2 separate regions of the Homo sapiens genome follow, and region 2 is linked to region 1. Evidence: chromatin loops called from intact Hi-C (ENCODE). Cell type or tissue: Calu3. All regions are shown on one strand. Each heading gives the region's core, and the rest is flanking DNA. Links, peaks and the distances in the headings are about the cores only.

Region 1 (4,397 bases), core at 221-4,220:
CTCTTACACTGACCCTAATCCTGCACTTGACTCTGGACTTTTCCTGACCCTAACCTTCACTCTGACCTTCACCATGATGCTGGCTGACCTTGACCGTCAGCCTGACGCTGACCCTGACTATCAAGCTGACACTTTCTCTGACATATACACTCACCCTTAACCTTATCCTTATGCTTATCCTGATGCTCTCTGACCCTGATCCTGTCTATGACCATCACTTGTCCTTGGCCCTTCCTCTGATCCTCATGCTGACTCTGAGCTGACTTTACCCTGAATCTAACCCTGATTTTCTCCCTGAATTTTATTGTCAGATTCACCATTTTTATAACTGTGAGCCTTACCCTTACACATATACTGACTCAGAATCTCCCTCTCATCTCACAATAACCCTGTCTTGCACCTGACTCTGACCTTGACCTTCAGCCTCACACTGACTTTACTTCTGACCATGAACCTGACACGCAAACTCACCCACCTCTGACCCCTAATTCCTACTCTTTCTCTAAACCAGACACTCAAGTTCACCCTGCATTTGACATTACCACTCATCCTATTCTCACATTGACCTTGACCCTTGCTTACTTAGCCTGACAATTATTTCAATCCTCATCCTTATCCTTAACCTAACCCTGACCCTGACCCCATCCCTGATCTTTTCTAATGTTGATACTGACCCTCACCTGATGTTGATCTGACCTTGAAGCTGAGCCTGAGACTTATCCTGATCCTTTCATTGTAACACTCCACTTGATGCTGATCCTTATATTGAAACTTACTCTGAATTTCACCATGACCCAACCTTGACACTCACCCTTACCCTGAACTTATCCGTCACTATGTCCCTGATGCCTATCCTCATACAGACTCTGACACTGACCTTCACCCTGAATCTGACCGATACTCATTGTGTAAGGTCAGGTACACAATGTATATATATATATCTGAGTTTAGGTTGGCAAACAGAAGTAATATTGAAAAAAATTCATATTGGGGCAAACCAGCTCAGCCTTCTTACACATTACTCTCAAATGAAACTTCTTATTGCTTTTTAGAGTAAACTGACATAAACATAAGGACAGCAAAACATACTACTTTCAAAGGCGCATTCTTACTAAAATAAAAAAATATACAAAAGACCACATATAAGCCATATTTTAACTGACCCTTATTTATTAAATTATCAGTGAATTAACAAAATATGCCTTGGATGATAATACATATATGCTTGTATTTGCCTTCTCAAAACTTTTAATTAATATAAGATAATGCTTATTAAAAAATGACCCAGATGGTTTTTAACTTTCTGTCCTCTAGGTGTCTCTTATGTCTACAGAAAAAGAAAGAAAAGGCTGATTAATTCAAGATAATAATTAATGTAGATGGTTGATTATATAGGGTATAAGAATTACAGAAAGAGTTTCTAATTGATTTCTTATTAGTTTTTTTAAAGTTATTGCAGTTAATTCACATAATAATTTAATTTGATATAGATTGTTTTATTTAATATACTGATAAATTCTATTTTAAGGCTATAGTTAAACACTTTATTATTTAATAATGTGTTGTATATCCACAAAATAGCTAATCTAGAATTAGCTCCACTTTCTAACAATACCAAATCTAGAGCAAAACCCTCACTTCCTTAGACCCTTCCCCAAGTCACCCAACAAAAGATTACATTCTATAACAGGTACTTTCTGACGCCTTTTTACTGAGACACCCTGTAGTTCCCAGTGGTGTGCATTCTCCCCCAATGCAAGCCATAATAAGCCCAATTTATTCATCTCAGGTATGTGCCTAGGGGGTCTTTGACACAAGGACACTGACAAGTTGAGTGCATAGATACGCACAGAAGCTGCGAAGTCAGCATGACCAGGGCTGGATCCCTTGTTTTTGCCTTTTCAAAATTTTAAAATACTGGAAGATAAATTCTTATGAACAAATAAGTTGGATGGTTTTAAACTTTCTGTCCCCTGGGTTTTCCTTATGTCTAGAGAAAAAAAACAGACTGATTACTTACTTAAAGATAGTAATTAATGTAGATATTGATTAAACTGAGTATAAAGATTGCAGAGATAAAAGTCTATGCAGAGGATAAATGTATTTTCAATAGTCAGAAACCTATTTTTATGTTTGTACACGTGTGTCTGCCTAAATTCATACAAATAAATGTATATCAATAGCTCCTACGCTTGATCTTAGCCAAAAGGCGGACAAGCAATATCAATAGTTCCTTTACTACAATTTGTTACATAAATAATTTGCCAAGTGAATAATTAGAATTTAGGTCTTCCATGTAAATTTACCAAATATTTTTATCCCCAGATCAATAGAGGTTTCTTTTGTCACCAAATTATTCTGTTAATTCTCAATGCTTTTTGCATATTCTTCAACCATTCTTTTGAGACTCCTTTGGATAGTGTTGACCTAATTTTATTTGTTCATATTTTAAAATGCCGGCACCTACTGTAATACACCCCTAAAATACGGACCACACAACCAGAAGATGGAGACGCCGAGCGCGTGCGCTCCTCGCTCGGCAGCACCACCCATCAGCCAGACGCTAGCCCGAGGGCCTGCCCGGCGCAAGCGCACTTGCTTGAAGGAACAGGTGGTGGGAATCTGGTTTTTAGCTGAGCCTCCAACCCTGCCTCCTGTGTCGTTCTTCCTACTGAGGAAAGAAGAGGATGCAGCAGATCTCCCCGTTAATCCCTAATCCTTGTCAGGCCGTTGCAGCAGGCACTCCCGGGGCTGCGGATGGCTCCCTACCGCGGGTTCCTGGAGAACAGCAATTTGGCAGCAGCTGCACCTGGAATAGTCTGTGCATGCTCAATAGTTGGGCAGGGGGCTTTTCCCCCAAAGATCAGCACAGGACAGGGTCAAAGGGATTACAGCGGGTGTTTCCTAGCAACGGTGAGTCCTGCCCACTGCAGATTCTGGGTAGGGGGTATGGGGCGGAGGCTACTCTCTGAAAACTTTGCCAAGAGTGGCAGTACAGCATAATTGCGAGCATGCGTTGGGGAGCAGTGGGAAGGTGACTTATGCCAAAAGAACTAAATTGCAGGATTCCGGGTGCATTAAACTTGAAATCCGTGACTGGGTCACTGGTAAAGGAGGTGGGATTGGGGTGGGCAGACAGCTCTGTTTCACCTCCCTCCCTTCCCCACCAAGGGGAGGAGTGGGTGAGTGGCTGGGTGGGGACCCCAGGTAGACCACAGGGTCCAACCACCCGTTCCTTTAAGCAAGTTTTGGGCCCGGCGCGGTGTCTCACGCCTGTAATCCCAGCACTTTGGGAGGCCGAGGAGGGCGGATCACCTGGGGTCGGGAGTCCGAGACCAGCCTGGCCAACACGAAGAAACCCCGTCTCTACTAAAAATACAAAATTAGCTGGGCGTGGTGGCGCATGCCTGTAATCCCAGCTATGCGGGAGGCTGACTCAGGAGAATCACTTGAACGGGCGCGGAGGTTGCGATGAGCCGAGATCGTGCCATTGCACTCCAGCCTGGGCGACAAGAGCGTAACTCCGTCTCAAAAAAAGAGTTTTCATCCTTGCAGAATAAGGACCCTAGAGAGGGTTGATTTTAGATATGAAAGCTAATAGTAATGCTTTCTGCCATGGGAGTTTAAGAGGTTTTGAGAGCTTTGCTAATTTTAGTTATAAAATTCCATTCGTTCTCTCTGTTCATCTTGAGGACTACAGATGATAAGGACAGTGAAGTTTCTGTGTAAAAGTACTTCAGTGCAGTTCTAGTAAAATGAGCACCTCTGTCATTGGAGAGATAAATGGGAATTCCCCAGGTGGGAAAACAAAACCAAGCCATCCCCTGAACCCTTTCAACCCCCAACCCAGCATGGAATAGCTTTCCAGCAAGGAAAAACTTCAGTCCACCCTGAGAATAAATACACAATGAGCAAAACATATTTATAATTCATTGTAAAAGGTATTTGTATGAAGTCCATTTGGAGGTATTTAAAGGGGCATAGAGGCTTTGATTCCTGTCCATGAGCCCACCTTGGCAGTTTATCAGGATGTGTCACTGGCAGATAAGACACATTTTCAAACACATCCTTGGCAGCTACATCTAAAATTAAGCCACCAGTGTTGGTCTAATATTGTTGTCAACTTATCGTTCCTTTATGGTTACATCATGAAGAATTTTCGTTAAGCTCCATTTTCAAGTGTTGAGGCACGCTCAGTTGACCATCCTGGTGATCATCTAATGATCATCCTAAATTGAATTAGAGACTTGTTTCTGACAGTTAGGAACAGCCTCTCTGAATTTCTCCAAGACTTTTCTTGTCCGTGTGATGATAGGACTGTTTATCTAGGTTAATATTGTTTGTTTAGCATAGGGGCCAGCCAAAGCATTACCATGAGTTTCTAGGTCTTGTCTTTT
Region 2 (4,397 bases), core at 101-4,100, 240 kb after region 1:
ATATTGTGACTGGCGGCCTCAGTGGTGTTGTTTTTCCCTTTGCTACAATTGCTGAGAGACTGATGGTGGCATTGTAGAAGATCCATGGTTGTCATTCTGATACTTCAGCCAGAACCATAGCAGTTCTGGAAATGAAAAAGTGAAGTAAAGAAAAATAAGAATTACAAGACAATTTTTTTTTTCCAAGGGAAATTGTAAGGCATTTCAAGGATGGAAAGGCAAAAATGTTATATGGTTTTGCATTTCTTCTCCTAGCAGCGATATTCATCATGCCACCACTCCTGAGCCTTAGAATAGATAGACTCTTCAAAGACAGCTGAGCTTCATTTCAGGTGGGTTCCCTCCGAGCCTTCTCCTGCTTCATTTGCCCTGCTTAGTGAAACTCAGCTAGAATCAAGGTGCAACTGGTCTAGGAGGCTAGGAGAGGTGTAACCACTTACTATGTAGCCACTGAGAGTTTGGCCTGGTGGAATTTCATTTGCAATTAATTACGTTTATTTATTTATTTAGTTTTAAGAGGCAGTGTTGTCCAGGCTGGCCCTGAACTGCTGGGCTCAAGTGATCCTCCTGCTTTGGCCTCCCAAAGTTTTGGGATTACAGGCGTCAGCCACCACACCTGGCCAAGGTTATTTTTTATTAGCTTAAAAAGTTATTTACCTCTAACGTGTTTTCTTCGCTTCCCCCCTCCTCCCTGTCTCTGTGTTTCTCCCCATCTCTCATTCTCTCTTTCTGTCTCTGTCTCTCTCTTTCGGGAAGTTAAGTAAGGGAAGAAAGACCAGATGAGAGAGGTTAAAACTGCTGGGCTCTGATTTCACAAACAGGTAGTCTTTTGCTAACTGCATGATTTTGAGCAAATTCCTTCATTTTTCTAAGTCTCAATTCTTTCATCTCTCAGTGGAGGTAACAGTTGTACCTCTTTTGTTATGAGGGTTATGTTCAGAATGACAAATGTCAGAATTTGCACAAATAGCAACAGCTGCCCTTACCTGGCACTTCCTCAGTGCCAGGCACTGTTCTGAGTACCTGCTTGGTATATATCCCAGCAGCCCTGGGGGTTGGGGCCTGTGGTTTATAGGTGAAGAAACTGAGGCAGAGAGTGTTTAAGAAACTTGACTTAAGATTCCTCCAGCAACAAGTGGCAGAACTGAGATTGGAGTGCGAGGCTGTGTAGTCCAGAGTCGAGGTCCTCTGTCGCAGCACTGCCATTTCCCCGCCGTGCCGCCTGACAACACACCCCGCCCCTCCTCCTTCTCTCTGTAGATAACTATTTCAGTTTGGCATAACTTCCTTTGTAATTTGTAGCAACAAACCTGGGGTCAGACACTCCACTGCCTGTGCATCTTGCCTGTTTCCGGATCCGCCGTGTCACAGACATTTTCTATGTCAGTGCCTATGGCTCTACCCAGGTAAAAAATTAACCACCTTGGCAAGCGCTGCCCATGTCGCTCCTGCTTGCCGGGGCTGGCTTTCTTTCAGAGCAACCCCGTTCTAGCTGGCCTGCTGCCTAGGCCCTGGCTTTCTTTCCCACAAAATAGCTTCTGAAAAAAACTGTGGGAAACAAATGGCTTCAGAGGTTTTTAGAAACAGAAGTGCAAACTCTAACAAATTTCATCTGGCCCAAAAATGTTATTACCCAAAATCTTGAAAATATTTTCTTATAGGATTATTCCCCCAAGGTTGTTAATCTGAGAACGATCCAGGCCTAATAGGCCTGACTTTTTGCCCCCTGATGTTGGAGTCTTGAGTAGTTGAGTGCCGGAGTATGGGGGGTTGGGGTAAAAATATTCCTCTGGAGGAAATGAAGTCATTTTATTTAACATTATAGCTACCACTGGGACTCTATCATTTTAGAAAGGGAATGCCAGTTCACACAGCCAAATGAAGCTTTTAAATTAGTCCAAGAAACCTTTTAAAAGGTAGCACTAGGTTTTCAGTTCCACAAACATTTATTGAGTCTATCTGTCCTAAAGATTTTTGCCATAGTTAAATTTTACCTAACGAACATTGCCTTTCTAGATAAATGTTATTGTAACATTATCTGCTTCTCTCTTTCAGTGGTTGGCATTTTACTTTCGGTGCTACAGAGTGGCAGCAAGCTACACTGTTTCTGTGCTGAGGTTGTTGTCTGAGAGAGATTTATCTGGCCCTGTGAGCCCCGCACAGCAGGGAGACAAACCTTGATTTGTTCAGTGGAGGAAAGAATGTGGCCTTGTACACCTGCCTCCCTGGATACACCTGTAGGGCTGGTTTCCCTGCTGAAACCTCCCTGTGGAGCTCTTGACACTGGTGCAATTGGCTCAGCCCTGGCAACAGTGTCAACAGAAACTGGGCTCGGAGGGACCCAGGTTTCCGTGTCCTTCTCTTGCTGGTTAAATCCCAAGTATGTGTGTAATCGCTCTCAGGCTGGGGAGGTGAAGTTGAAACCTGGCTTATCACTGGGCCTAGATTCTCCTGTAGCATATTTTAGATAAGAGTGGAAAAAATGCCAGGCCCAGCATTAGCTGCCCTGAGACTGAGGAGCTTTGTTTTTCCTCATGAAGGCCTTTGGTTTCGTCTGGAAATCTGCCTGTGAATAGGCCAGAAGGTATAAAGGCAGCTGTCCTTACTTATCTAGTTTTAATTTTTCAGCAAGTGATTTGGAAGCAAGAATGAAGATTTGATCAGAACCTTTGCTCACTTGCAATGAGTAGAGTCTTGTTGCTTGTTTTCGTTTGGCATTGCCCTCCCTTTGAGAACACCATAGGCAGCTGCTCTCTGTTGGAATTCCAATTCTGTGACCTTGGGCAAATTACTTAACCTTTCCCTGAGCCTCAGTTGTCTCATCTGTAAAAGGGGGATAATAATAGTACTTGACTCATAGGTTGTATTAGGGATTGCAGAGTTAGTATTTGTAGTCCTTAGAACAGTATCTGCACATGGTAAGTGTTATGAAAGTGTTTGTCAAGACAAACAACAGGAAATACTTTGTACAGTTAATTATATGAAGTGCCAGTGATATTTATGTGGCTTTTTGTTGTTGTTTGTTTGTTTTTGAGATGAAGTCTCGCTCTGTCGCCGAGGCTGGAGTGCAGTGGCATGATCTTGGCTCACTGCAAGCTCCACCTCCTGGGTTCACGCCATTCTCCTGCCTCAGCCTCCCGAGTAGCTGGGACTACAGGCGCCCGCCACCACGCTTGGCTAATTTTTTGTATCTTTAGTAGAGATGGGGTTTTACTGTTTTAGCCAGGATGATCTTGATCTCCTGATCTCGTGATCCACCCGCCTCGGCCTCCCAAAGTGTTGGGATTACAGGCGCGAGCCACCGTGCCCGGCCTTATGTGGTCTTTCTGGTTGGTAAATATTCTAACACACACAAATTAATCATTAGATCAAAAGAATTGTGTTTTGGTACGTAGTTAAGGTGCTCTTTTCTTTTAAATATACACTCCTTGCTGTTCTTCCTGTTCCCTTTGCAGAGCAAAAGTATCGGAAAAAAACAAGTGCAAGCACTTCCTTCTAATATTGGTTTAGTTGTGGTCAAAAACAGGAATTATGAGTCATGAACACCAAATTGACAGGAATGAGCCAAGGCAAAATTACATCCTAAGGATGGGGGTCATCTTTGACAAACAGACACACAGATTCATCAGGCATTAAAACAGCATTCTTAACCTTGGAATCCACGGGTCCCCAAAAAGTCTGTCAGAGAAATAGGGGATCTGCAAATTTGGGTGGGCTAAGAGTTATCTATCTACACTTTCACTAACCCCTAACTGAATTTGAGCATTTCCTTGAATTATGAATGTAGGCAACAAACCACAGTGACAGAAGCAATACTTATGACTTTGTCGTCAGTAGGAATCTCAGATATTTTAATATCACATTGCAATCTCATTTACTCTTATCACTACAGTAGCTAATAGATTCACCATTATTTATTTATTGTTCTTCAGTGCCTTAAGAAAAAGCATGATTATTTAAGAATATTTTGCTCACTACAGTTCAGTATAATTAGGTTCCTTTGGACTCTTACATATTTTATTCATTTATAAACATTATTCTGAGGTAATAATAGTCATCACCAGACTGCCAAAGAACTCCATGCGTAAAAATGATTAAGGAGTTTTAAAGTTGAAGGCTTAAGCTGATTGGAATCTCTAGAGCTGTTCTGTCCAATAGAAATATAATGCGAACCACTTGTAATTTAAAATTGTCTGGTAGCTACTTTAAAAAGAGTAAAAAAGAAGTGAAATTAATTTTAATAATACATTTTATTCAATTAGATATATTTAAAATAATATTTCAACAGGTAGTCAATAATAAAAGTTACTTGTGAGATATTTGACGTGTTTTTCATACTGTCTTTGAATCAGATGCGTAATTTATACTTCAGAGTATATCTCCATTTCGATGCAACA

Evidence for each region. A loop is a pair of places that touch in the nucleus more often than their neighbours do. Peaks named below come from ENCODE experiments on the same cell type or tissue, not always from the same donor. Only the 100,000 strongest peaks of a DNase experiment are listed, where the experiment ranks them.
Region 2: it touches region 1 in a loop (5-fold over the local background); 2 of 110 quality-filtered maps call a loop at or near these places.

The regions. Positions count from the first base shown.
Region 1 is chr3:66,193,755-66,198,151 of GRCh38, reverse strand. It overlaps LOC107986095 (a long non-coding RNA gene), which reads left to right and starts at 2,657. Exons shown (of 3, transcript XR_007095953.1): 1 at 2,657-2,913. It also overlaps a transcript of SLC25A26 not described here. In Calu3, for the core only: no CTCF peak of the experiment used is centred there; a DNase peak (open chromatin) is centred at 2,571.
Region 2 is chr3:65,951,449-65,955,845 of GRCh38, reverse strand. All of the region lies in intron 1 of MAGI1 (membrane associated guanylate kinase, WW and PDZ domain containing 1), which reads left to right. It overlaps MAGI1-IT1 (MAGI1 intronic transcript 1), which reads left to right and starts at 1,288. Exons shown (of 3, transcript NR_145422.1): 1 at 1,288-1,406. In Calu3, for the core only: no CTCF peak of the experiment used is centred there; DNase peaks (open chromatin) are centred at 1,365, 2,285 and 3,345.